Linked DNA regions of Homo sapiens: region 1 is linked to region 2. The links are chromatin loops, found by intact Hi-C in ENCODE. Cell type or tissue: sigmoid colon. All regions are shown on one strand. Each heading gives the region's core, and the rest is flanking DNA. Links, peaks and the distances in the headings are about the cores only.

Region 1 (12,513 bases), core at 4,594-9,593, 260 kb before region 2:
CTCCGCGTGGGCCGCGGGTAGGGTCCCGCCCCGCGCTGCTCCCGCCCCCGGTCCCGCCCCGCTTCGCCCTTCCCCGCAGGCCCGCAGTCTGGGGTGGTGAAGATGCCCTCTGGCCAAATCACTGTGTATGGGGAAGGTCGAACTCCCGGCCTCTGGGAAAAGAATGAGGGCTTCCCCAAATCTGCAGTCATCCCATGGGTCCGAGCATTCTTGTTTTTCCTTTGTGCCGTCTCCGTCGTCCAACAGCTGATAAGGGAAGAAACTTTCCCCTCCAGGAATCCCCATAGCATTGACCCGCATGTGTTTCGTCATATTTTTTCATTTGCCCTTTGTGTGTATAGGGGTGGGGGCGGGGTGGGTGGGAGTGGGTTCTTTCCCTCACCTGAGTTCTTGGAGAACGACATAGCTGGACTTGAGGTTGGCTGAGCACCTGTATGCCAGACACTTTGTGTATATGTGTTATGAATTTAAGCTCTCAGCAGCCCTGTGAGTCTGGTATTTTGGGCTATACCCATTTTACAGATGAAGCCACAGAAGCGAAGTGACCGCCCTACTCACATTGCTGGTGAGTGAGTACCCACCAAGGTCTCTTTCCTGCTCCCTGACCATGGAATGTCAGGGATCCTTGGGAAAGACTTCTAAGGAGGAAGAGTAGAGCACGCCCTGGATCCGAGTCAGGAGAACTGAGTTTCCATTCTGGCTTTTGGCCTTTCTCAGTTTTTCCACGTCCTCCCTAAGAAGGAGGAGGGATTGGTTCTGCGGGTGGCTTTCTGAGTTATTCCCCAGTTAACTCGGAGGGGAACCGTCATTCTGTGGACCTCAGGATGGGGGAAGGGAGCAGTTCCTCATGTGGTCCGGGACCAGGGAGGGACAAGGGCTGACGAGGAAGCTGTCTCCTTAGCTTCCTCTCCTTACTGGTTTCAGTCCTGGTCCTGGCCTATGGGGGAGAGGTCTGGGGCTCCTCTCACTGATCCAATGTCACACGCAGCTGGCCCGAACACTGGGCAGCCTGGCCCTGTGCTGGGAGAAGTTTCCCTGTTACCACCCAATGCCCTGCTTTCTGCATAAAGCTTTTCTCCTTGGCAGGGAGTGGATCAAAGGTGTACTGGAATCCTGCTACTTAAAATTCACTAGGTGTGTCCTGAGCAACTTCCTCTCTGAGATTGGCTTTCTCTCTTGCCAAATGGGATTTACAACAGTTGTGACCCCAGAGCATTGCTGTGAAGATTAAGTTATGAAATGTCTATAAACATCTAGCGTAGGCTGGGTGCGGTGGCTCACACCTGTAATCCCAGCACTTTGGGAGGCCAAGGCTCGCTTGAGCATAGAAGTTCAAGACCAGCCTGGACAGCATAGTGAGACCCCTATCTCTCTCTCTCTCTCTCTCTCTCTCTCTCTCTCTCTCTTTTTCTTTTTTGAGATACAGTCTCACTCTCTCACCCAGACTGGAGTGCAGTGGCACCATCTCAGCTCACTGCAACCTCTGCCTTCTGGGTTCAAGCAATTCTCATGCCTCAGCCTCCTGAGTAGCTGGGATGACAGGCATGCACCACCACGCCTGGCTAATTTTTGTATTTTTAGTAGAGATAGGGTTTCACCACGTTGGCCAGGCTGGTTTTGAACTCCTGAGCTCAAGTGATCCTCCTACTTTGGCCTCCCAAAGTGCTGGGATTACAGGTGCGAGCCACTGCGCCTGGCCCCCATCTCTATTTTAAAAAAATAAAACGATAGAAAACCAAAAAACAGCCGGTGGCTCACGCCTGTAATCCTAGCATTTTGGGAGGCCGAGGCAGGCAGATCACAAGGTCAGGAGTTCGAGACCAGCCTGGCCAACATGGTGAAACCCCTTCTCTACTAAAAATACAAAAATTAGCCGGGCATGGTGGCTCACGCCTGTAGTTCCAGCTACTCAGGAAGCTAAGGCAGGAGAATCACTTGAACCCGGGAGGTAGAGGTTGCAGTGAGCCAAGATCATGCCATTGCACTCCAACCTGGGTGACAGAGTGAGACTCCGTCAAAGAAAGAGAGAGAGAGAGGAAAGGAAGGAGGGAGGGAGGGAAAGAAAGAGGGAGGGAAGGAGGAAGGAAGGAAGGAAGGAAGGGAGGGAGGAAAGAAAGAAAACAAAAAAAAACACCTAGCACAGTCCCTGGCATTTACTATGTTGAATGCATGAATGGGTGAATGAGATGGGATGTGAAGTGGCCTTGAAAGACTGGCAGGACTGCTGGCACTTAGTGAGGCCTTGACCATTGTCAGCTAAAGCAAAACTAGAGCAGGAGATACTTATTCTTTCACGCAAGGGTGGCAGGCAGGGGAGTGACACGGTCAGATTTGCAATGTGGATCACCCTTAGGTTGCTGGGAGGGTGGTTTGAAGCACCAGTTAGAAGAGAGACCAGTTAGAAGACCACCTACATCTGGGTCAAGAGTAGGGGGAGCCCAGGCCAGGCACAGTTACTCACACCTGTAATCTCAGCACTTTCGGAGGCCAAGGAGGACGGATCACCTGAGGTCAGAAGTTCGAGACCAGCCTGGCCAACATGATGAAACCCTGTCTCTACCAAAAATATAAAAAATAAGCCAGGTGTGGTGGCGCACACCTGTAATCCCAGCTACTTGGGAGGCTGAGGCAGGAGAATTGCTGGAACCCGGGAGGCAGAGGTTGCGGTGAGCTGAGATTGCGGCATTGCACTCCAGCCTGGGCAACAAGAGCAAAACTCCGTCTTAACAACAACAACAACAAAGTGTCAGAGAAAAGGGCCCAGGGAGGGTCTTGGGAGGTGGGGAGAGGGGAGGGTGGGGTGAGAGGGGAAAGAAGAAAGAGCAAAGCTGTATGGGGAAGAATGAGGGCATTCCAGAGGCCAGCTGTGGGCCAGTTGGAATGAAACAAGGAGTTCACCTGAGGAGAAGTTGGGAAGGTGTCAGATGCAGTGGCTCACGCCTGTAATCCCAGCACTTTGGGAGGCCGAGGTGGGAGGATCTCTTGAGCCTAGGAGTTCAAGACCACCCTGGACAACATAGCAAGACCCCCGTCTCTACAGAAAATTTAAAAAAATTAGCCAGGCTTGGTGGCATGTGCCTGTAGTCCTAGCTACTGGGAAGACTGGGGTGGGAGGATACCTTGAGTCCAGGAGATCGAGGCTGCAGTGAGCCATGATCGCACCACTGCACTTCAGCCTGCGTGACAGAGTGAAACCCTGTCTCAAAAAAAAAAAAAAAAAAAAAAAAAGTCAGGAAGGTGAGGAACAGCTCCCATGCTTCCTGGGCCAGCTGCTGCCCACCTAGGGTTGCCTCTCTGTACTGAGGCGTGTGGATGCTACAGCAGGACTTGGACAGCACCGAGTCTTTCAGCAAAGGAGGAGTGTCATCAGTGTGGCATTTGGGGAATCTTAACCTAGCGTTGGTGCCAAGATAGATAGTTGGGGTGGGGGACAGCCCAGGGGCAGGGAGGGAGAAAGGGGGAGGGAAGGGTAAGAGCCAACATTTACATTGTGGGGGACCTACCCAGAGACCACCCCCACTTCCAGTAGCACCATTTTCTGGTCTGTTTCCCTCACTCTACAGTGTGAGCTCCCTGAGGACAGGCCCTGTCCCCACTCTGCCATATTGCAGGTGTCAAACACTGGGCCTGACTTTGGGAGGGGGATGAATGGAACAGAAACCCAAATACACTGGGAATATCTTTAGGGCAGAGATGGAGTCTTCTTCCTTCATGCTGTATTTCCGTGTTATTTTATTTTTTTCTATTTATTTATTTATTTAGAGACCGAGTCTCACTCTGTCAACCAGGCTGGAGTGCAGTGGTGCGATCTCAGCTCACTGCAACCTCCGCCTCCTGGGTTCAAGCGATTCTCCTGCCTCAGCCTCACGGGTAGCTGGGATTACAGATGTGCAACACCACACTTGGCTAATTTTTTTTTTTTTTTATTTTTAGTACAGATGGGGCTTCACCCTGTTGGCCAGGCTGGTCTCAAACTCCTGACCTCAGGTGATCCACCTGCCTCGGCCTCCCAAAGTGTTGGGATTACATGCATGAGCCACTGCGCCCGGCCTACTTTTTTCTTGAGACAGAGTCTTGCTCTGTCACCCAAGGTTCAAGAAATTCTCCTGCCTCAGCCTCCTGAGCAGCTGAGACTACAGGCACCCACCACCATGCCTGGCTAATTCATATATTTGTATTTTTTAGTAGAGATTGGGTTTCACCATATTGGCCAGGCTGGTTTGTAACTCCTGACCTCAAGTGATCCGCCAACCTTGGCCTCCCAAAGTACTGGAATTACAGATGTGAACACCTGGCCCCATATTATTTTATTTCACTGCTTCATGCTTCCCATGTGCCAGACACTGTCCTAAGTGCAACGCCACACGTACCATGTGTATCCAACGAAGACAAGTTTACCATCTGCTATGTGCCACAGACCGTGTCCCAGGCATCCTGTGACAGCAGGATCAGCAGCTGTCATTTATTGAGGGTTTGTTCTGGACCAAGTAGCGCCCATGTGTTTTTCCTGTAATCCTCACAGCAAGCCAATGAGATCCATCTTGTTCCCACCCCCATCTTACAGAGGGTGAGGTCATGGCTCAGAGACCAGAGGTCCCTACTAGGTCGTGCTGGAAATGGCTACTGAGAACTGCGCTGGCCTCAGAGCCTGGTCTTGCTGGATCTGAAGTCACAGCTGATAACCATTCTGCTCTCCAGCCTCCCATGGAACCCCACAGCACCCTTGCGGCAGGTGCTCTTGACAGCACATTACAGATGAGAAAACTGCAGTCCCACAGCTGGTCCAACACAGGCCTGTCTGAGCCTGGGGCAGGGCTGGTCTCCGCCGTCCCACAGGCACTGCCCTTTTAGATACAGCCCTGGAGTGCCAGGTGGGGACTTGGCCAGCACCTTTGGTCCCAAAATGGAGGGAAAGGCTTTGTCTGGGCCAGTCTCACTCCCCGTCCTTTCCACAGAGACCCCAACCTATCCCTGGACACAGCGCTCTGCTCAGCAAGCTCCTAAAATGCTCCCATCTGAAGCCACAACCTCACTGGCGAGGGCCACAGCCAACAGCCAGGTGGCAAGACCTGGGACCCTTAAATAGAGCCGACAGATGCCACCATATCCCTGCCCGTGCCTGGGCTTTGTCCGGATGAAGCCATGTTTGGGTTGGGAAAAGGTGCACCCACCTCTGAAAAGGATGCTTGGCCCCTCCCCACAACCGGCCTGGCATTCAGGCCATCGCTGGGCTTGCTGGGTACCCACTATATAAACCAGACATTGAAACACAGAGGTGAAGCTGCCAGAGGTGGCCTCTGCCCTAGGGAAGGCTTTGGTTTGGGGTAGGTGGGTTTGGGAGGCTTGGACAAAATATGGAATTCCGTATCAGCAGTCATGGACTGTCACTCTGCATAGATTGTTGCATGTCTTCCTCATTCAGAGGATAATGATAAAACTCCAGACATTCCTTAGCTGCTTTTCAGGGTGATGGTTAAACTGGAGGAGGGCCAGATTTCAAATGCCTGCTGGTTACACCGCCCCCTGATGTCTTCTTCTGGGAAGAGCAGCCTCAAGTATTTTTTTTTTCCTTTCGTTCTTTTATTCCCCCTCCAACCACAAGACCACTAGGGATCAGGTGCTTTGGTGCTTTTTATTTTTATTTTTTATTATCATTTTTTAAAGATGGGGTCTCGCTATGTTGGCCAGATTGGTCTTGAACTCCTGACCTCAAGCGATCATCCCACCTCAGCCTCCCAAAGTGCGGGGATTACGGGCATGAGCCACCACGCACGTCCCATTCAGTGCTTTTTAATATGGCTCTGGACTCCACTTGAAAGTGAAATAGAACAGAGATATGGTTAAGGGGTACAGGCCCCCAGACAAGGATGCTAGCCAAGGCTTCGTGGTTTATCAGTTGGGTAACTTTTCAAAGTCATTTAACCTCTCTGAACCTCAGTTTCCCCATTTCTAAATTAAGAACAGTAATAGTGCTTACCTCTTGCAGCTGTTGTGAGGATTTAAAGAGCTAGCAGGTGGAGGGCACTCGCCAGGCCACCTGTGTGAAGACCAGGGAACGCTGGCTTTGGTGAAGCCAGTCCTGCCACCCTGTCTATCATTGCCTGGACCCAAGATCAGTGCCTGATGCAAAGGCTGCCCCTTAAACATCCATTTCTCTTTGGTCAGGGAAGAACCAAGCCCACCAACTCCCCCTTCCTGGGGTTGGAGGGAAAGGTAGAGAGAAAGGCCACCCTAGATGACCCCAGCTCCAGAGCAGGCTGGCTGTCATTTCCTCATGTCACCCCCCCCACCCCTCTGTGACCTAGAATGGCCCAGGAGTTTTTTTTTTTTTTTCTGCTCCAGATAGAGCTGAAAGAACACAAGATACATCCTGAAGTTCTCACCTGAGCGCATCACTGAGTCCTGTTTTGAACCTTCTCAGCTTAGCAGCAGTCTCTGCCTCACTTCTGAGTGGCCTGTTTCACAGCTCCTGTCAGTTCCATGACTAAGACGTCATTCATCCCTGCTGGGTTTTTGGTTTCAGTTCTCTTCCCCAGATTGAGCACATCAGAACATTCTGATCAGCCATTTTCTGTTCTTTATGTCAAATCCAATCCTATCACTGCCTGGGGCCAATTCTGTTACTTATCCTTGATGTGGGGGTGTTTGGTTTTGAGCCTCTGCACCTTTTCAGGTCACTTGAGGAGAGAAACGGGCATATCCGATCAGAGAGAGTGTTTCCTGACCAGCCAGAGCTATGGGTACATGAGATCAGGCTTCCAGAGGCCCACGGCCCAGGGTTTGAATCTCTACTCCGGGTTGGGACCCTGACTCATGACACCTTGTTAGTTAGTTATGCAACCTCTTCAAACCGTTTGCAATATTTACATTGTAATGTAATTCATGCTTATTAGTGCTATTGCACACAGTGAATATTAGCCATTATCACCGAGCATCTATTATGTGTTAGGTCCTGGGCTGGAAGCATCATTCTCAGAGAGGCTAGATATGGGTCCATAGACCTGAATATTTGACAACCCTTTCATGATATGACGGTGACCCTGGAGTCTGCAGACATTACAGGCCCTCTCTGTGAGCTCTTCCAGGGGAGAGTCCCTGTCTCCTTCGTTTCTGAAAGTCTAAAGCTCAGCACTTGTGACAGGTTTGGAAATGTCTGGCCCCAGCCTCTCCTCCAGCTCCTTCTACCCTCCACCCCGTCTCTGTTTCCTCCCTGGTGGGAGTGGGGATGCGGGTAGAAGGAAGGGCAGGAATGTCTGGAGGAAAGGGTGCCTTCTCTAATTTGCACAAAGATGCAGTGGGGGCGGCAGTGATGCTGGCCCCTTGGGTCCCTGCTGGACCACCTGGGCCCCGGGCTCGGCTCCCTTCAGCCAGCAGGGTGGGGCTCAGCGCGCTCCCAGCCTGACCTGACTGGGCGGGAGAGTGGCTGGAGACTCCTCTTCACCAGCAGGGGGTGCGCCTGCCTGCTGAGGTCCTTGGGGAGTGTCTTGGACAGCAGCCCCAGAGCACCTGCCTGCCTATGTGTCTGCTACTGCTGATTCCTTTTGCAGAAGCTCAGCTCTTGGGACTGAGGCCATGGCAGCCGGCCTCTCACCAGCCTCCCCTCCCCAGGACTCCCCTCTCCTGCCTCAACGTCTGCTTGGCTCCAATGCATGTAATTCCACAGCTTGATGGCACAGAACCAGGGACCTACCGTCTGTCCCCCTGGGCCCCGTGGACTCTGCCCCTGCTGCCAGAGGGACGTTTATGAGTACTTCCGTGTGCCAGGGACTGCACCAAGCACTTTTGTGGATGATCTCTTTTAATCGTAACCCAACAGGGAGATGTGGCCGTGATCTCACTTTACAGAGGAGGAGCCCAAGGAGTGCTCTGTGCTGCTCTGGCCCCAGCCTGTCCTCCAGCTCCTTCTACCCTTTGATCCCCCCTCTGTTTCCTCCCTCGAGGGAGTGGGGATGCAGGTAGAAGGAAGGGCAGGAAAGGTTTTCCTTGCCTGGCGTCCTTTGTTCTCTGGTGTGGCTTTGCTGTGGCCGGAGCAGATGTTTCAAGCTGGCTCCTTGTTTTCTGGCAGGTTGTTTTGAGGGTTCTTTGGTGCCCCCATTGCTGGGAGTAGCTCCTACTACAGGTCTCTTCCTGGGCAGTGTCTTCTCTGGTTCGCCCCTTGGGATGCTCCCCAAGGATCAGCTTCCTGGGTTCCACCGTCCACCCACTCCCCAACCCCGCTTCCAGCCTCTGTGCACTCATGCACCAACTCCCCATCTGGACAGCTCCAAGCCATCTCCTTTCGGCCAGCTCTCAGCTGGGCCCAGAAAAGCCTGCAGGCAGGCCCCACCCTGACAAGACTCACAGCACATGTGCCTCCTGACCCCAGCAAGGAGCAGCTGGCAGGATGCAGGCTTTTCCAGGCAAGGGCCCACCCAGCCTCTGAGACCCCCAGAATCCAGGACACATGGGTGAAGCTCCGCAGATGGCCTCCTTGAAGCCCTCTCACTCAGCCTGTGGAGAGGGGAGGCACCCCATGCACCTCCTCCATGGGACAGCACCCCAACATCTGCCACCAGAGAAAGCATCCTCTACCTTCCTGCTGCTCCTGGTGGCAGCTCTCCTATCTCTGCCGGGGGCAGGAGAGGTGTGGGTCAGGGGGTGGTCGTAGGGTTCTACGACTAGCTCTTAACCACTTCAGTAGCAAGAAATGCTTTCGAGAGTCCAGCACCTCACCTTGTTTTAGAATGTGGGGTCAGCCAGGCGCAGTGGCTCATGCCTGTAATCCCAGCACTATGGGAGGCTGAGGTGGGCGGATCACTTGAGATCAGGAGTTGGAGACCAGCCTGGCCAATATGGTGAAACCCTGTCTCTACTAAAAATACAAAAAGTAGCCAGGCCTGGTGGCGCCTGTAATCCCAGCACGAGAATTGCTTTAACCCGGGAGGTGGAGGTTGCAGTGACTGAGATCGGGCCACTGCACTCCAGCCTGGGCAACAGAGAGAGACTCCATCTCAAAAAAAAAAAAAAGAAAGTGGGGTCAGTGAGCAGCCCTAGCTGAAACTAAATCAGAAAAAACTGCATTGAAATAACAACAAAACATTTCGCTTTGAAAATAATTTTAGGCTTAGAGAAAAGTTGCAAACATTATAGTAAAAAATCCCGTAGAGCCTTTACCAGACGCACCAAGTGTTCACACAGTCTTTCCTTTGTTCTCTCCCCACCTTCTTTGTTACTTTTCTGAACTGTTTTTGAAAGTAAACTACAGGCTGGGCATGGTGGCTCATGCCTGTAATCCCAGGACTTTGGGAGGCTGAGGCCGACGGATCACTTGAGGTCAGGACTTCGAGACCAGCCTGGCCCGCATGATAAAACCCCATTTCTACTAAACATACAAAAATTAGCCGAGCGTGGTGGCACATGCCTGTAATCCCAGCTACTCAGGAGGCTGAGGCAGGAGAATTGTTTGAACCCGGGAGGTGGAGGTTGCAGTGAGCCAAGATTGCACCACTGTACTCCAGCCTGGGCGACAGAGCGAGACTCCATCTCAAAAAAAATAAAAATTAAAAATAAATAAATATGAAAGTAAACTGCAAAATTAATGACTTTTCATTCCTAAACTCTTCAGCATGATTTCTGAAAAACAAGGACATTCTCTCCATAACCACAGGACAATGGTCAAAGTCGGGAAATTAATACTGTTACATACCATAGCTTATCTACAGATTTCTTCCAGTCTCCATTTGTCCCACTAATGTCCTTTATAGAAAAAGAAAGGAAAAAACTTTGCTAAAAGCCTCTGGGAGCCCATCTAGGACAATTGCATTCCCTTGTCATTTCTCTTTAGTTCTCCTTTGATCTGGGACAGTTTCTCTTGCTTTCATTTTTGGAGTATAGGTGATTTTTTTTTTTTTTTAGTAGAATTACCCTCAGTGTGGGTTTGCCTGATATTTCCTCATGATTGGATTCAGCGTATGCATTTTTGGCAGGACTCTCATAGAAATGAGGTTGTGTTCTTGCCAGTGCATCAGGTCTTGAAGGAATCTGATGTCCATGACTCCCATTACTGGTGAGATCAGGGCTGATCATTTTGTGCAGGTGGTGTCTGCCAGGTCTCTGAGCTGTACAGTTACTCCTTTCCCCCATCGATTTTTCTTTTTTTTTTTTTTTTGAGATGGAGGCTGGAGTGCAGTGGTGCGATCTCGGCTCATCACAACCTCTGCCTCCCGGGTTCAAGCGATTCTCCTGCCTCAGCCTCCTGAGTAGCTGGGACTACAGGCACGCGCCACCATGCCCTGCTAGTTTTTGTATTTTTAGTAGAGTTGGGCTTTCACCATGTTGGCCAGGCTGGTCTCAAACTTCTGACCTTGTGTTCCGCTCCGCCTCGGCCTCCCAAAGCACTGAGATTACAAGCATGAGCCACCATGCCCAGCCTGTGTCCTTTTTTAAAAACCGGTTCTTAAACACTGAATCTTTTTAAACATTGTAGTAAAATACACATAAAATGTACCATTTTAACCATTTTTAAGTGTCCAGTTTAGTGACATTACATGCATTCGCATTGTTGTGATTCTATCACCAGCTTCCATCCACAGAACTCTTTTCATCTTGCAAAACTGAAACTCTCTACTCATTAAACAGCAGGTCTCTATTCTCCTCTCCCAACTGGCTCCTGTATCCTTCTGACTCATCCCCATTATCATTTGAGCACTTCCTTCCTTTCTGGCCCAGCAAAACAGTCTGGGCTCGTATTATACTTTTCCTGCCCCGGCAGCTCCAGTTCCTTTTGATGGATAATGGTATTTAAAACCAACACCAGGCTGGGTGTGGTGGCTCACGCCTATAATCCCAGCACTTTGGGAGGCCGAGGCAGGTGGATCACTTGAGGTCAGGAGTTTGACACCAATATGGTGAAACCCTGTCTTTACTAAAAATACAAAAATTAGCCAGGCATGGTGTCAGGCACCTGTAATCCCAGCTACTCTGGAGACTGAGGCAGGAGAATCGCTTGAACCTGAGAATTGGAGGTTGCAGTGAGCCGAGATCGTGCCATTGCACTTCAGCTTGGGCGACAGAGCAGGACTCCGTCTCAAAAAAAGAAAAGATAAAACCAACACCTGAGCATTTGGTGGCCTCATTGCACTAGGATGTCACTGCTTTCAGGAAATCTCAAGGAACAGAGCTAGAGCTGGGAAACACGTGCACACACACACACACACACACACACACACACACACACTTGTTTCTGCACCTGTCTATAGTAGAAATCCTGGGTTCACGCTGATATCTCCAACTTCAGTCCAGCACCACAGGCTTCATTTAAGTCTTCTCCCTTTCCATATTTGTTTGTCTTTTCTCCAATAGGGAAACAGTTTGTTCCCAGTATCTTTAATACATTTCCTTACTTATTTAGCCAGTCCTAGTTTTATAATTGGTAACCTATAACATTGTGAAAAACAAACCTATTAACAAGAGTTCAATATTTGTTATCGGAAGTTTTTTTGTTTATTTTGTATTTTGCCTGAGTATGTATAGTCCAAACAGCCAAAATATCGCATTCAAGAGTTACTTGGAGCTGGGTGTGGTGGCACGCACCTGTAGTTCCAGCTACTTGGGAGGCTGAGGCAAGAGGATTGCTTGAGCCCAGGGATTCGAGGCTGCAGTGAGCCATGATCACACCACTGCACTCCAGCCTGCATGACACAACGAGACCCTGTCTCTTAAACAAAAAAGAAGTCCATCTTTGCCCCAGTGGTTTGAGATGCCTTTATCATACACTAAGTTTCCTGGAGTATTTGAGCCTATTTCTGGACTCACTATTCTAGTCCATTGGTCTGTCTATTCATGCACAAGCCACACACTGTTTTAATTACAGAGAGTCTTTAGAGTATTCTTGTAGGGTCAGACCCTTTGTAGCTTTTTCTCTTCAAAGTTTTCCTGCTATTCTTGCATGCTTGATTTTCCATGTGAACTTGGGTCAGCATTTTTAGCCCAATAAAGAAGCATATTGATATTTTTATTGTGGATGGGTCAAATGTTTAAATTATCTTAGGGAGAACTGACATTTTTATGATGTTGAGTTGTCCTATTCAAGGACGAGGGATGTCTTCCATTTGTTCAAACCTACTTTTGAGTCTTTTAGGAGGTTATTTTAAAGCTATCCTAAATAGGCTTTGCGCATTTCTTGTTAAGTTGCTTTTTCTGTCCTTTTGAATTTTTTTTGTTGCTATTGTAACTGAGGTTTTTCTCTACCATTAGAGTCTCTCTCTCTTTCTCTTTCTATTTTATAAAAAAGTAGAGACAGAGTCCCCCTCGCCCGTTGCCCAGGTTGGTCTTGAACTCATGGGCTCAAGCGATCCTCTCATGTTCCACCCACCTCGGCCTTCCAAAGTGTTGGAATTAATTACAGGTGTGAACCTCTGCACTTGGGCTACCATTATATTCTCTAACTGGCTATTGTTTGAGTATATGAAATCTACTGATTTCTGTGTGTTAGTTGTTTTTTTTTTTTTTTGAGATGGAGTCTGACTGTCACCC
Region 2 (12,396 bases), core at 4,588-9,587:
AAAACAAACAAAAACAACAACAACAAAAAAGAGTGCCTGTGACAGGAGGAAAACAGGCCCCTGTTTGGTTAAGTTGCTGCAGTCTGTACCTGAAACAGACGTAATTCTAACTAATGCTGTAGAAATCAAAGAAAATTTACAACACGTAGTGTAGTGGGTTGAATAGCACTCCCCACAAGCTAGGTCCTCCAGAGCCTCGGATTGTGCCCTTATTCAGAATAAGGGTCTTTGAAGATGTAATTAAGGTAAGGATCACGAGATGAGATCCTCCTTGATAAGGGTGGGCCATAAATCCAATGACAGGTGTCCTTAAAAGAGACAGAAAAGGAGAAGACGGGCAGAGGCCCAGGGAAGAAAGCCCAGTGAAGGCAGAGGTGAAGACGGAGGCTGGGGTGATGCTGCCACAGCCAGGGACCAGCAGCCGGAAGAGGCAAGGAGAGAGTGTTCCCAGAGTCTTCACAGGGGGACTGCTGACACCTGGATCTCAGACTGCTGGCCTCCAGAAACATGGAAGAATAAATCTCTGTCCTTTTAAGTCACCTAGTTTATAGTCACTTGTTACAACAGCCCTGAGGAACCAATACAGGCAGAAAAAGGTGCCATACAGGGTGCGTTGGCGTCCACCTGTAGTCTCAGCTCCTCCAGAGGCAGAGGTGGGAGGATTGCATGAGCCCAGGAGTTTGAGTCCAGCCTGGGCAACGTTGAGAGATCCCGTGTCTCTAAAAAAATAAAACATTAAAAGGTACCATAGAAGATGTGGCATCTAAGTTGGGCATTTGAAAGACAGACCGTTCTCACGTTAAGAAAGAAAAGGGCCAGCTGGGCGCAGTGACTCACACCTGTAATCCCAGCACTTTGGGAGGCTGAGGCAGGCAGATCACCTGAGGTCGGAAGTTCGAGACCAGCCTGGCCAACATGGTGAAACCCTGTCTCTACTAAAAATACAAAAATTAGCCGGGCATGGTGGCATGCACCTGTAATCCCAGCTACTCGGGAGGCTGAGACAGGAGAATCACTTGAACCTGGGAGGCGGAGGTTGTGGTAAGCCGAGATCACACCATTGCACTCCAGCCTGGGCAACAAGAGCAAAACTCCATCTCAAAAAAAAAAAAAAAGAAACAAACAAAGAAAGAAAACAAAGAAAGAGAAAGAAAAAGAAAGAGAAAGAAAAAAAGAAAGAAAGAAAGAAAGAAAGAAAGAAAGAAAGAAAGAAAGAAAGAAAGAAAGAAAGAAAGAAAGAAAAAAGGAAGGAAGCAAGGAAGGAAGGGCCCTTCCAGACACATGAGTAGCAAACTGTAATAGTAATCGCCTCCTGCCTTGAGCACTTCCTCCGTTGAGTATACTTTCCATCCAAGCCTGGGTGATGGATCTCATATCCCAGATACCGGGGGGCCTGCACCCCCATCCCCCTTGCCCTGAAGACCTAAGCCTCTTGTCCAAGGGCTGTGGGAGCCCACTCAGCCCCTGCACAGGCCGAGGCAGAAGCGCCCGAGAGCAGTGCCCTGTGCAGCCCTCAACCAACACAGAACAGTGAGCTGGATCAGAACACACCAGCTTCCTCCCCTCTGCCAGGATGATCTGAGGTCAGCTCCAGGCAGTCTCCCAGAGCCCGGCAGGCCTGAGCCTCTGTAGACCACAGGTGGTGGTGGTGGGCTCATTAGTTCCCCCTTCTGCCTTCCTCCTTCTCCCTCTCTCACTTGTCCACTCCCCTGGAGGTGCTTTGGGAATCACTTTACAATAAACCACTTGTACTCTAGTCCTTGCTGTGGATTGGCTCCTGGGGAAGCCCCACCAAGCCAGTGTTGGAGTTGGGGATTGTATGTGGTTTATCTAATCCTGGAGCCCGAGCTAAACTGGTCTATCCTGTGGGGTTATTTGCACCACAGTCCCGATGCGTGTCCAGTATTCAGGAACACAAACTAGAAAGCAGCCAGCTCTCCACAGCCCAGAGCAAATGTGGCAGGGAAGCAGTCGCTGCAGGACCAGTCCCTTGAACATCGTGCTGTGGAAACAGAGTGTGCTCTGATGCTCTCTGTATTCACCAGAGAGCCTGCGGGGCCGCCTGGGATGCACTCCAGCAAGAAGCCTGCGCCCTGCTCTTACCACCCCAGCTTCTCCAGGTCTTGGGCCACTTGTCACCCTCTCCTGTAGCGCTCACATCTGTTAACTCTCGAGGGGCGAAGAGAGGGCAATGGGCAGAGTGTTTCAGAGACAATTCTGGGATGCCTGCAAAGCTCACTGGGTGAGCCAGCGCCAGATGAGAAATTGCTATGCTCCGGCAGTTTTGCAAAATTCAAAGCTTTTTGCTGGAGCAGAGGGTCAGTTCTTGGAAGGTTTCTTGCATAATCATCCAAAACGTCACCTTGTCAGCATCACCAGAGAGACCATGTCGGATGATCTGGGGCCAGCCCTTTCTCTGCATTTGGAAAGATCTTCAAGAATGTGAATCACAGAGGAAGCGAGGCCCAACTTTATTGCCATCAAAAGGAAATTGCCTACACTTCATGGGCTTCTTGCAAAGAAAGCTTCCAGTCCCTGGTAGAGAAAAGAGTGCATTTATTTATTCATCCACTCCTCTATTTATTTAACAACTGTGTGCCCTAAAGTAGTAATAACCGGGGGCATTCACCCAGTGTTTACTCTTCGGCTGGGCCAAGTGGTTTCCATGTAAGAATCCCATGTAACCCTCACAGCTCTCAGAGGTAGGTCTCATCATCAGCCCCACTTTACAGATAAGGAAACAGAGGCTCAGAGAAGTTCACGAGCTCTCCCAAGATCACCCAGCCAGTAAGCCAGGGGGTTCAGGTTTGGAGAGAGAAGATTTCAATTCTCGTCTCAGTCCTTCTTCTTATTAGCTATTTCGTGTCCACGTGTCATTTGATGCATTTAGCTGAGCCTCAGTTTCCTCCTCTGGAAAATGGACGGAGCCCAGGTAAGAGTTACCAGACCAGGTGAAGTCCAGCAGTCGGGGAGTATATTACACAATTCAGAGCCCACTCTCCAGCTCGGCATATCCCAAAACTGTGTTTTCCCAACAAAGATTAAGTCGGTAGGATGTTCAAAATCTTTCCCAGCAAGCCAGATGGGGATACTGAGAGTAGGCCACAGACATGTTTTTTGCTCAGACTTTAAACTCAGATCTGTTGGCTTAAATGTCTGCCCTCCTGTCCCTCTACCGGGTGCTCGCATCACTGGGCACACCACCCTCGGGTGGGAGAAGTTGAAAGGGTCTGGGTTGCTTTGCATCTCATCAGCTTCCTCTTTGACAGTGGGATGCCTCCTGCCAAAACAATCACGCCTGTTTACAGCTCTAAGAGGCTCGGGAGGCAGCCTGGAGTCCTGCCCCACTGGCCCAGTCGGATAATGCTCTTCTCTCAGCCAGCCTGCGTTTCCCCTGCAGTTCCATTGGAGAAAGGCCCCCCAGCTTTATAGCCTGAACATCTAACGGATATTTTCACAACCCGTTAGGCGGCTTCTGAATTTCAGCTCCCAGATGCCGCATATGGGTGCTGACGACTTGTGCCAAAAATATTTGGAGGAGAGGATGAGGGAACCAACCTCTGAACGGAGCTGATCATGGTAACAGTGACAGCCGTTACCTTTGTCCAGCATTTCACAGTTTGCAAAGCACGCTTAGGCACTACGTGGTGTCAGTTTTGACCCTCGTGGTAACTCTTTAAAGAAGAGGGAGGTTACAGGTATTATTGTCCCAAGCCCAGCCATATCAAGTGGACTGCTGTCTGTCAAGTGACAGAGAAAGTGCTCACCAGGAAGCCCCTGGAGGGAAGGAAGGGTCAGGATGAGCCCTAGGGGAGTCACTTCAGGAGCAGGGAGCAGAGAAGGCTCCAAGGTATGGGAGAAAGCCCAGTGGAGGGGGAAGCTGCAGGAAGAGAAGCAGGAGAAGAGGGGTCTCCAAGCAAGGCAGAGGAATGCCGGGAGGAAGGAGAGGCAGTGCCACCTCTGCAGAGATGCTCCATTGGAGATAGTGTGGCCAGTGGCTAAGAAGGTGGGTTCATGGCTAGTATATTGCTAAACGTCCCTGTGCTTCAGTTTCCTCATCTGTAGAATGGGCATAATGATAGTCCCCAATTCATGCAGTTACTATGAGGCTTAAGTGCTTATTCCAGGCCTAGCACATAGTAAGCGCAAAGTGTCCCCTATCCTAAACCCTGGCATTGGACTTGACCACCCAGCCATGAGTGATTTTCCTTTTTTTTTTTTGAGACAGAGTCTCACCGTCACCCAGGCAGGAGTGCAGTGGCGCAATCTCAGCTCACTGCAACCTCCACCTCCTGGGGTCAAGCGATTCTCCTGCCTCAGCCTCCCGAGTAGCTGGGATTACAGGCATGCACCACCATGCCCGGTTGATTTTTGTATTTTTAGTGGAGATAGGGTTTCACCATGTTGCCCAAGGCTGGTCTCGAACTCCTGACCTCAAGTGATCTGCCTATCTCGGCCTCCCAAAGTGCTGGGATTACAGGCGTGAGCCACCGCGCCTGGCCATGAGTAACCTTTGACACAGGTTTGGGGTAAGATGGTTTGTGGCATATCATGGAATAAGTGGAGGTGAGGGAATGAAAGAGGGCCTGGAAAGTCCTTGGAGGAGCCATACTTTCAAGGATGAAATGCAGGAATAAGGGATGGTCTCCCTTGGAGATGTGGGAAAGGCTCGAGCTTGTGTGGGCAGCAGGGGTGGCAGAGGGCAGCAGACGCAGAAGGCTCAGAGGGGATAACAGTCAGGGCACTGGCTGGAGAGGATATCAGGGGCTGCAAATCCTTAATTAGATGGATTGGTTTGGGTAGAACAGCCACCTCTCCTCTCTGAGAGTCCAGGTGTAAATCAGGACATGGGATGCAGGGTTGGAGGTAGGAGGAAGGAGGGGCATTTGAGCTGGGTCTGGACACCTGCCCAGAATAGAATTAGGCAGAGCCCCTTCCCCTAGTCACAGAGATAAGCATCTTTGGGTTAAGACAATGTTTATCAAATGTTTATTGTTTCCTAGAAGGCTTCCTGAATTTGACTCCTAGCTCAGCTACTGTGTGACCTCTGACAAGCTACTTAATCTCTTTGTACCTCAGTTTCCTCACTTGTAAAATAGGGATCTTGAGATCATGATGCTACCTGCCTGTCCAGATGGTTGTGAGAGTGAGATGACACAATCTAAGGAGAGAGCCTGGCCTGGGTCAGTGACGGCAGGCTGTTAATTTTTTTTCTTTTTTCTTTTCTTTTCTCTTCTTTTCCTTTCTGTTCTTTTTTTCTTGAGATGAAGTCTCGTTCTGTTGCCCAGGCTGGAGTGCAGTGGCGTGATCTCGGCTCACTGCTACCTCCACCTCCCGGGTTCAAGCAGTTCTCCTGTCTCAGCCTCCTGAGTAGCTGGGACTACAGGTGTGAGCCACCACACCTGGCAAATTTTTGTACTTTTAGTAGAGATGGGGTTTCACCATGTTGGTCAGGCTGGTCTCGAACTCCTGACCTCAGGTGATCCACCTTCCTCGGCCTCCCAAAGTGCTGGGATTACAGGCGTGAGCCACCACACCCAGCCTGGCTGTTATTATCATGTTATTAACTAGTATCATGAGCGGCTCAGTTTGAGAACCAGTGGGTTAAGACGATGATTCCTACAGAGACCCATACTAAAGTGCAGTCATTTTGACTCATATTTATAGAACTCCTACTATCAACCAGGCACCAGGATATGATGGCTGCCAAGGAGACGTGGTCCTCCCTCAAAGATTTGCACCAGCAGGTAGTAGAGGCTTGCTCTGGCCAGTCATTTAATCCCCACTACAAAACCCCAGGACCAGGGATCTATTCATGCTCCCATTCCACATGGGAGGAAACAGGGACAGAGAGGTGTAGTCAGCTGCCCAAGGTCACACAGCAAGGAAGTGGTGGAGCTGGGATTTGAACCCCAGGGGTCTGTCTGGCTCTAGAGCCTGCAGTGGTGTGCCCCGACAGTAACTACAAGTGGTGGTGACTGCCACTGGTGTCCAGAGTGTGCAGGACATGGAGGGCAAATGATGTTTGAGCTGAGAAAGGCATACAGGAGTTAACTAGATGAGTGAGGGCAGCAGGGCTAAGGCCCTGAGGCAGAACGGGCAAGTCGAATGTGAGGATGCAGAGAGCCAGCTGCTGGGCAGATGAAAACTGCCAGGGAGGAGGCACTGCCCACTCACCAGTCCTGACAGCTCCGTGGGAAAGGTGGACTTTCCCCCAAGCACAGTGGGAAGCCTTTGGGGGACTTTCAGTGGAAATGCGGTGATATTTAGAAGTATCACTTTTTACAGCTGAACGGGACTCAGCCACACAAAAGACCGAGCGCACTTTGAGTACAGACATGGGGCCACTCCAAAGTACATTAGATGGAAGAGCGGGTGCTGGCTTCTATTTGCAGAGGGAAGAAGGAGAGAAAGAATGAGAATGTGTATGTGGCCAGGCACGGTGGCTCACGCCTGTAATCCCACCACTTTGGGAGGCCGAGGCTGGCGGATCACCTGAAGTCAGGAGATCGAGACCATTCTGGCTAACACGGTGAAACCCCGTTTCTACTAAAAATACAAAAGATTAGCCACGCGTGGTGACGGGCGCCTGTAGTCCCAGCTACTCGGCAGGCTGAGGCAGGGGAATGGCTTGAACCCTGGAGACGGAGATTGCAGCAAGCCGAAATTGCGCCATTGCACTCCAGCCTGGGAAACAGCAAGACTCTGTCCCAAGGAAAAAAAAAAAAAAGAATGTGTATGTGCTTTTGTGCTGGGATATATGTAAAATCTCTCCGAAAGGGTACATAAGCAACTGTCAGGGGCGGGACGGAGGGGACGTTCTCTGTAGATTTTCTCTTTTAAATGTTGAATCTTGGGGTGAGATTACCTATCCGAAATTAAGATTTGTAAAGGACGATGCTGGCCGCTGGGTGGAAAATGGAACCCAGGATGTCTACGGCGTATTCCAAGGTATGATGCGAGAATGAAACTGGGCTATTAAGTTTCCAAGTGCATGAGGTGAGGAATCAACTAAGATGGGCCCTGAGTGTGGTGGGTGCAGCTGCCGGGGGAGGGCTGTTCTGGGAAGGGCACTGTGTCGCGCAGCTGCAGGGTGTTATATGGAGTGGGGGCCGGGGAAGGGAAAAAAGGGTAGAGTGTCAGGGACCCACTCAACTTTGCCTCTAGCAGAATTTGACATAGCTTCAGCCTGGGGCACCCAGAATTCCTTGGCCCTCCTTGAACACAACCACCCAGGCTTTATGCGTGGAGTGTGGAAAGGGGGCAGTGAGGGAAGGCGGCAGGTGCGAGAAGAACTCTCCAGCAGGACTCAGGAGCCCTTGGCTCTGGGATGTAAATCAAAGCACCGCGCCTCAAAGAGAGGCGCCCAGGTGATGTCTCAGCCTCTCATTCTCAGTTGGCGAGCAAACGGACAGAGATGCACTAATGTGGAACGTTCTGGAAAAGCGGCTCTTGGCTTCTGCAGATGGAGTATCTCGGGCTGTTAAAGGGGGCCTCCGGGTGGCTCTGGAGGGATGATTTGCTCAACTTTAAATAAAGGCGGCAGCAAATAAGTCAAAAGGCGGCAGCCCTTCTGCCCTCCTGCAGCAGACAATTTCCCGGCTGCTGCTGCCCCCTGCTGACAGAATCAGGACATCGCGGCCTCCGTGCCCCGCCGAGGCCACAGCTCAGGCCTCCACTTTGCATTCCGGGCGCACAGAAGGTGAGTCAGTTCCATTTCCTCTGCCCTTTATTGAGATGGCCACCGCCAAGTACTGCATCAGCGGAGACATAAACAACCGGGCCCACGTGAACAGTGGAAAAAAGAACAGCAAAGGTCATTACCGAGAGAAGGCAGTGCACCAGATGTGACAGTGCGTTATAGGAAATTGTAAAACAGAACTGTACCACCGCATTATAAATCCTCCTCCAGGGACTCATGGCCACCCCAGTGGCTGTTCATCAGAACTGGTGCTCACTGAGTCTTACCACGTGTCAGGCGTGCTGGGGACCCCTTGCATGTGGCCACTCTTCTGAGCCTCAAAGCGCCTACTGGAGCAGGTGGGAGGAGACTGAGACACAGAGGAGAGGTGGCAAGACAAAGATTCAAGCCCAGGAAGCCCGAGGCCCAAGGCCTTGTAGATTGCAAGTGCAAAATCAATATCCTTTATTCAGTGGGTTCATACATCTAAATCAGTGCTTCTCATCCGTGGAAGATTTTGCCCCCCAGGGGACATTTGGCAATGTCCAGGGACATTTTTGGTGGTCTCAGCAAGGGAGCTTGCTCTGGCATCTAGTGGGCAGAGGACAGAGATGCTGTCTATATTGCTCAGGACAGCCCCCATAACTAAGAACCCTTCACCCCCAAATGTCAATAGTGCCGAGGTAGGGAAACCCTGATCTAAATACATAAAATTTCTACAAATCTATTAGCACTCTCTTTTTGGCATTGCCTCTGACATGAGGGCATTTGAGCAAATCTGCTTTAATGTATGAAAGATATTCTTCTTGAGAATTCATGCAGAATCACTCTCAATTATTTAATTTCCCCTAAAATCTCCTATTTACCCAATTGTTGGATTCCATCCAACAATTCTGCTACTACACCCTATAAGTGAAGGGGCTGTGATGGGGCCCAGGCAGAAGGAGAACCCCCTGGCTGTCAAGACACAGTGGCAAAGGGGCTTGGGCCCTGCATTGGGGATGATCAGCCCTGGCGCTGTGCGTGGAATGTTGCTGCTGTCCCTGGCAGGGAGCCGTGGCTCATCCGCATGCTGCTCTTCAGGGATGTCGGGACGTGTTCAACCCCAGGATGATTGAACAATTTCTGGGAACAACTTGTCAGCAGCTGCCCCTCCACTCCCCTCTTATCCAAAGCCCCAGTAATCAGCCCCAACAGTCTAGTCCCTGGCTTTGGGAAGCAGCACTGTTAATACTTCCTCTTCCACAGAGCATATGGGTGTAGCTAGGGGTGCAGGCTAGGGGTGGGAGAGGACCCAGGATGAGGTTACCCCATCTGAATGGTCATTGCACATCTCTCAGTAGTAAGCCCATTGCTTGCCCAAAAACTGATATTCAAGAGTTGGTGCTTGTTGAATGAATGAATACACAACCGGAAGGGTAAACCCTATGAGAGTCATTCATTCATTCAGAAGTATTTACGGGGTGCCTCACCATGCAGGGGACTGTCCTAGATACTGGGTGAACAAAAGAGACCAAGTGTCAGTTCTCATGAAGCTTACCTTCTAGTGGAGGGCGACAGATACCATATAAATAAACTAATAAATATGGAATATAGGTGGCCCTCTGCATCCACGGGTTCCACATCTCTGGATTCAACTAACTGCACATTGCAAAAATAAAAAAATAACAATACAACAATAAAAATAATACAGATAAAATACAGTATACCAATATTTCTATAGCATTTCCATTGTATTAGTTATTGAAAGTAATCTAGAGGTGACTTAAAGTATACAGGAGGACGTGTGTAGGTTTTGTGCAAATATTACAACATTTTATATAGGGGACTTGAGTAGCCCTGGATTTTGATATCCATGGTTACCAATCCCCCACGGATACAGAGGGACAGACTGTGTAATCTCTGGTAGTAGTGAACGCTATGAAGAAAGTAAAGTAAGTCAAGGATATTGAGACTGACAGATTGGGGGCGATGCTTAAATTGTGTGTTTGGGAGGGCTCCCCGAAGGCATGACGTTTGAGCTGAGATCTGAAGATCATGAAGGAGAGTCATACAGCCTCATTGGGAACAGTGCGTACAAAGGCCCTGCGGTGGGAACGTTCCCGAGGAGCTTGAAAAACAGTAAAATGACCCAATAGAGTAGATAAAGGTGGGTCCTGGCATTAGCTAAGAAAAGCAGTTCTCAACATGAGCTTGTGTCGGAGTCACCAGGAGGCCTTATGGAAGCAGATTGTGGGCTCCACCTCCAGTGTTCAGCTGGTCAGGGGTGGGGCCTGGGAAAATGCATTTCTTACTAATCCCCAGGTGATGCTGGTGTGCCAGTCCAGGGATCAGAGCATAGGGTATTTGTTCTTTCTGCACCACATCCTCCCCTATTCAACATTGACTACATGCAATCATAGATCATTACTGCTTGATCATCTGCCGCTCCACTGGGCTAGATGGTTCTGTCCACCTCTACGTCCTAGTGCTTAGCAAGCACTCAACAGAATATTTGTTGAATTAATTCCTCAAACAAGGGTTCTACTCTGGGTCTTGCCATTCCACCGTGTGTTCCATCTGCTGCCCTCCCAGAGCTCTGAGCCTTTGCATGTGCTGACCCATCCACCCAGCATTTGCCTTCCCCTGTGTCCACCTCGCAAATTCCTACAAGGCTCTCCTTTCAGAATATCCTTCCCGACTCCCTCTCCATCCACCCAGGGTTAGGAATGCTCCTCGAGGTGTACATAGGGAGTCCCATATCCACCTGTGGCACAGTGACTTGTCCACATGTTGGTCTTCCTTTCTTTACCAAAGATCGTAGATGAGCAGCCCCCAGGTTGAACCGGTCAACAGAGGTTTCTACTGCAGCTACAGTGTTTTAAATTTAAGTTCATTGCCAACACTAACAGGTCAGGGGATTTCACACAAAAATCCAGATTCCTGGCTCCTCTAGAAAAGTGTGCAACCCTGGGCCCGTATTCCCACATTGCCGTGATATCTCACCCAGAGGTAAAGCCTGGGGCTCTGTCATCCCCACCCTTCAGTGGATCCAGCAACCAACACCATGCCTGGCTGATGGTAGGCACTCAAGAAAAGCTAATTAATGAAAATGGAGAGACTATGCTGGATAATGGGGGAAAACAAAGAAACAAACATTGGTCCCCAGAGTCAAGAGATCTGAGGCTGGTTCTGGATCTGGCTGACTTGTTGCATGACCTTGGCCTCTCTGTGGCTCTTTCCTTTCTTCAAATGAATGAGAGTTTCCACTTCCCAGGGTCATGGTTTCATACAGGAGAGAGGATGTGAAGTGCTTAGCAGATGCCTCACATCTAATGCTCAATCAACGCAAGTTATTACGGCAAGGAACTCAATAAGTATTTGCTCTTTAGGAAGGGTGAGAAGGAGTTCAAATCCATCTCTGCTACTCACTAGCTAGGTGACCTTCGGTGTTTCACTTAATCTCATTTGGGCCCTAGTTTCCCCATCTATCAAATGGGGATGATACATGGTTATTGTGAATATCAAATGTAAATGTGAAATTAAACTAATTAATCCCTAAAATCACTTAGAACAAGGCCAGCCTTAAGTCTGTGGTCAACATAGGCCAGCTGTGACTATTAGAGCTGCTCAGAAATGGGATAACTCGAATTGCTCAGGAGCCCCCATGGCTCCAAAATTCTCTGACCACCTTAAACCTAGTGACTCTCATTCAGCTTACCTTCAGTCACAGAAATGTATAGAAGGCCCTTGGGTCCATGAGGTGAAGGGGGACAGAATTCACCATACAAGTGTTTACCATCTCTCTAGAAAGTTCTACAATGCTCTTATGATAATGCTGACTAAAATCACACAGAGTAGCAGCAACAAAAGGGAGACAGTGGGTGGGGAACAGAGAACAGCCCTGGGAGGGAGGTGTGATTATTACCTGCAAGAGTTAAAGAAAGAGGCAAGAAACATGAAAAGTGGCTCAACAGTTAAATACAGGTTTATTTTGGAGCATAAACCTGAGAGGGGCTTCTGGCCAATTTCAGTCAGGAGTGCTCTCTCTTACAGACTAAGAGTATTTAAGGGTTTAGGGCAAGAGAGCTTACCACAGGCTTGGAATGTTTCTGTGTGGAGGAGAAGTTTACTGTGGGGTTGGAATGTCTCCGGTCTGAGGGTGGGTTATGTTGGGGCTGACATCTCTCTGACCAGAGGGGAGGTTATCTTGGGGCTGCATGTCTCTGGTCGGGGGGTGGGTTTATCTTAGGGTTGGAATGTTTCTGATTGGAGATGTCACTTGTGGTTTATGGTCATTCTGACATTAGCCATTAGGCTGATGCCCTTTGGGTTGAATTTAGGCCGTTTTTGATCAAGGAGAACTTTAAAATGGCAGTGCTTGTCCAAGATGGCTATGCTCCGGCTCTGTCATTACCCACCTCGCAAAATGAAGGAACCAAGGCTTCGGAGGCTGCCCTGATGTGTGTCTGTGTCTTAGCTACGTGGAGCTGCCTCGGGAGGGTGACTCACCAAATGGGGTCCTTTAAGGGATTAACAGGGTCACTCATGGTGAACAGGTTGGCCTGGAGGGGAGCCGGCAAGAGGAAGGCAGAAGACCAGAAAGAGGCTTTTTGCTCACTCAGACCTGGATGTCTGAGACAGACTCACGTGATGTCACCAAAGAAGAAAAGCAGTTACGAGAAATGAAGGAGAAACAGACCTTTACCGTAGCGCCAGGAATGAATCCCAAGGAA

The links. Hi-C counts contacts between places; a loop is a spot of excess contacts. Peaks named below come from ENCODE experiments on the same cell type or tissue, not always from the same donor. Only the 100,000 strongest peaks of a DNase experiment are listed, where the experiment ranks them.
Region 1: a loop joins it to region 2, with 2.8 times the contacts of the local background. A loop is called at or near these places in 34 of 110 quality-filtered maps.

Annotation. Positions count from the first base shown.
Region 1 is chr22:37,039,153-37,051,665 of GRCh38, reverse strand. No RefSeq gene overlaps it. Among named protein-coding and RNA genes, the nearest start is that of KCTD17, 6.3 kb to the left of the region's middle. RefSeq lists a silencer at 1-132 and an enhancer at 7,028-7,941. In sigmoid colon, for the core only: a CTCF peak has its summit at 7,424 (motif pointing right); no DNase peak of the experiment used is centred there; H3K27ac peaks cover 2,059 bases; H3K27me3 peaks cover 530 bases.
Region 2 is chr22:36,777,427-36,789,822 of GRCh38, reverse strand. No RefSeq gene overlaps it. Among named protein-coding and RNA genes, the nearest start is that of IFT27, 7.5 kb to the right of the region's middle. RefSeq lists an enhancer at 12,312-12,396. In sigmoid colon, for the core only: CTCF peaks have their summits at 7,438 and 7,638 (motif pointing left); a DNase peak (open chromatin) is centred at 7,662; H3K27ac peaks cover 420 bases.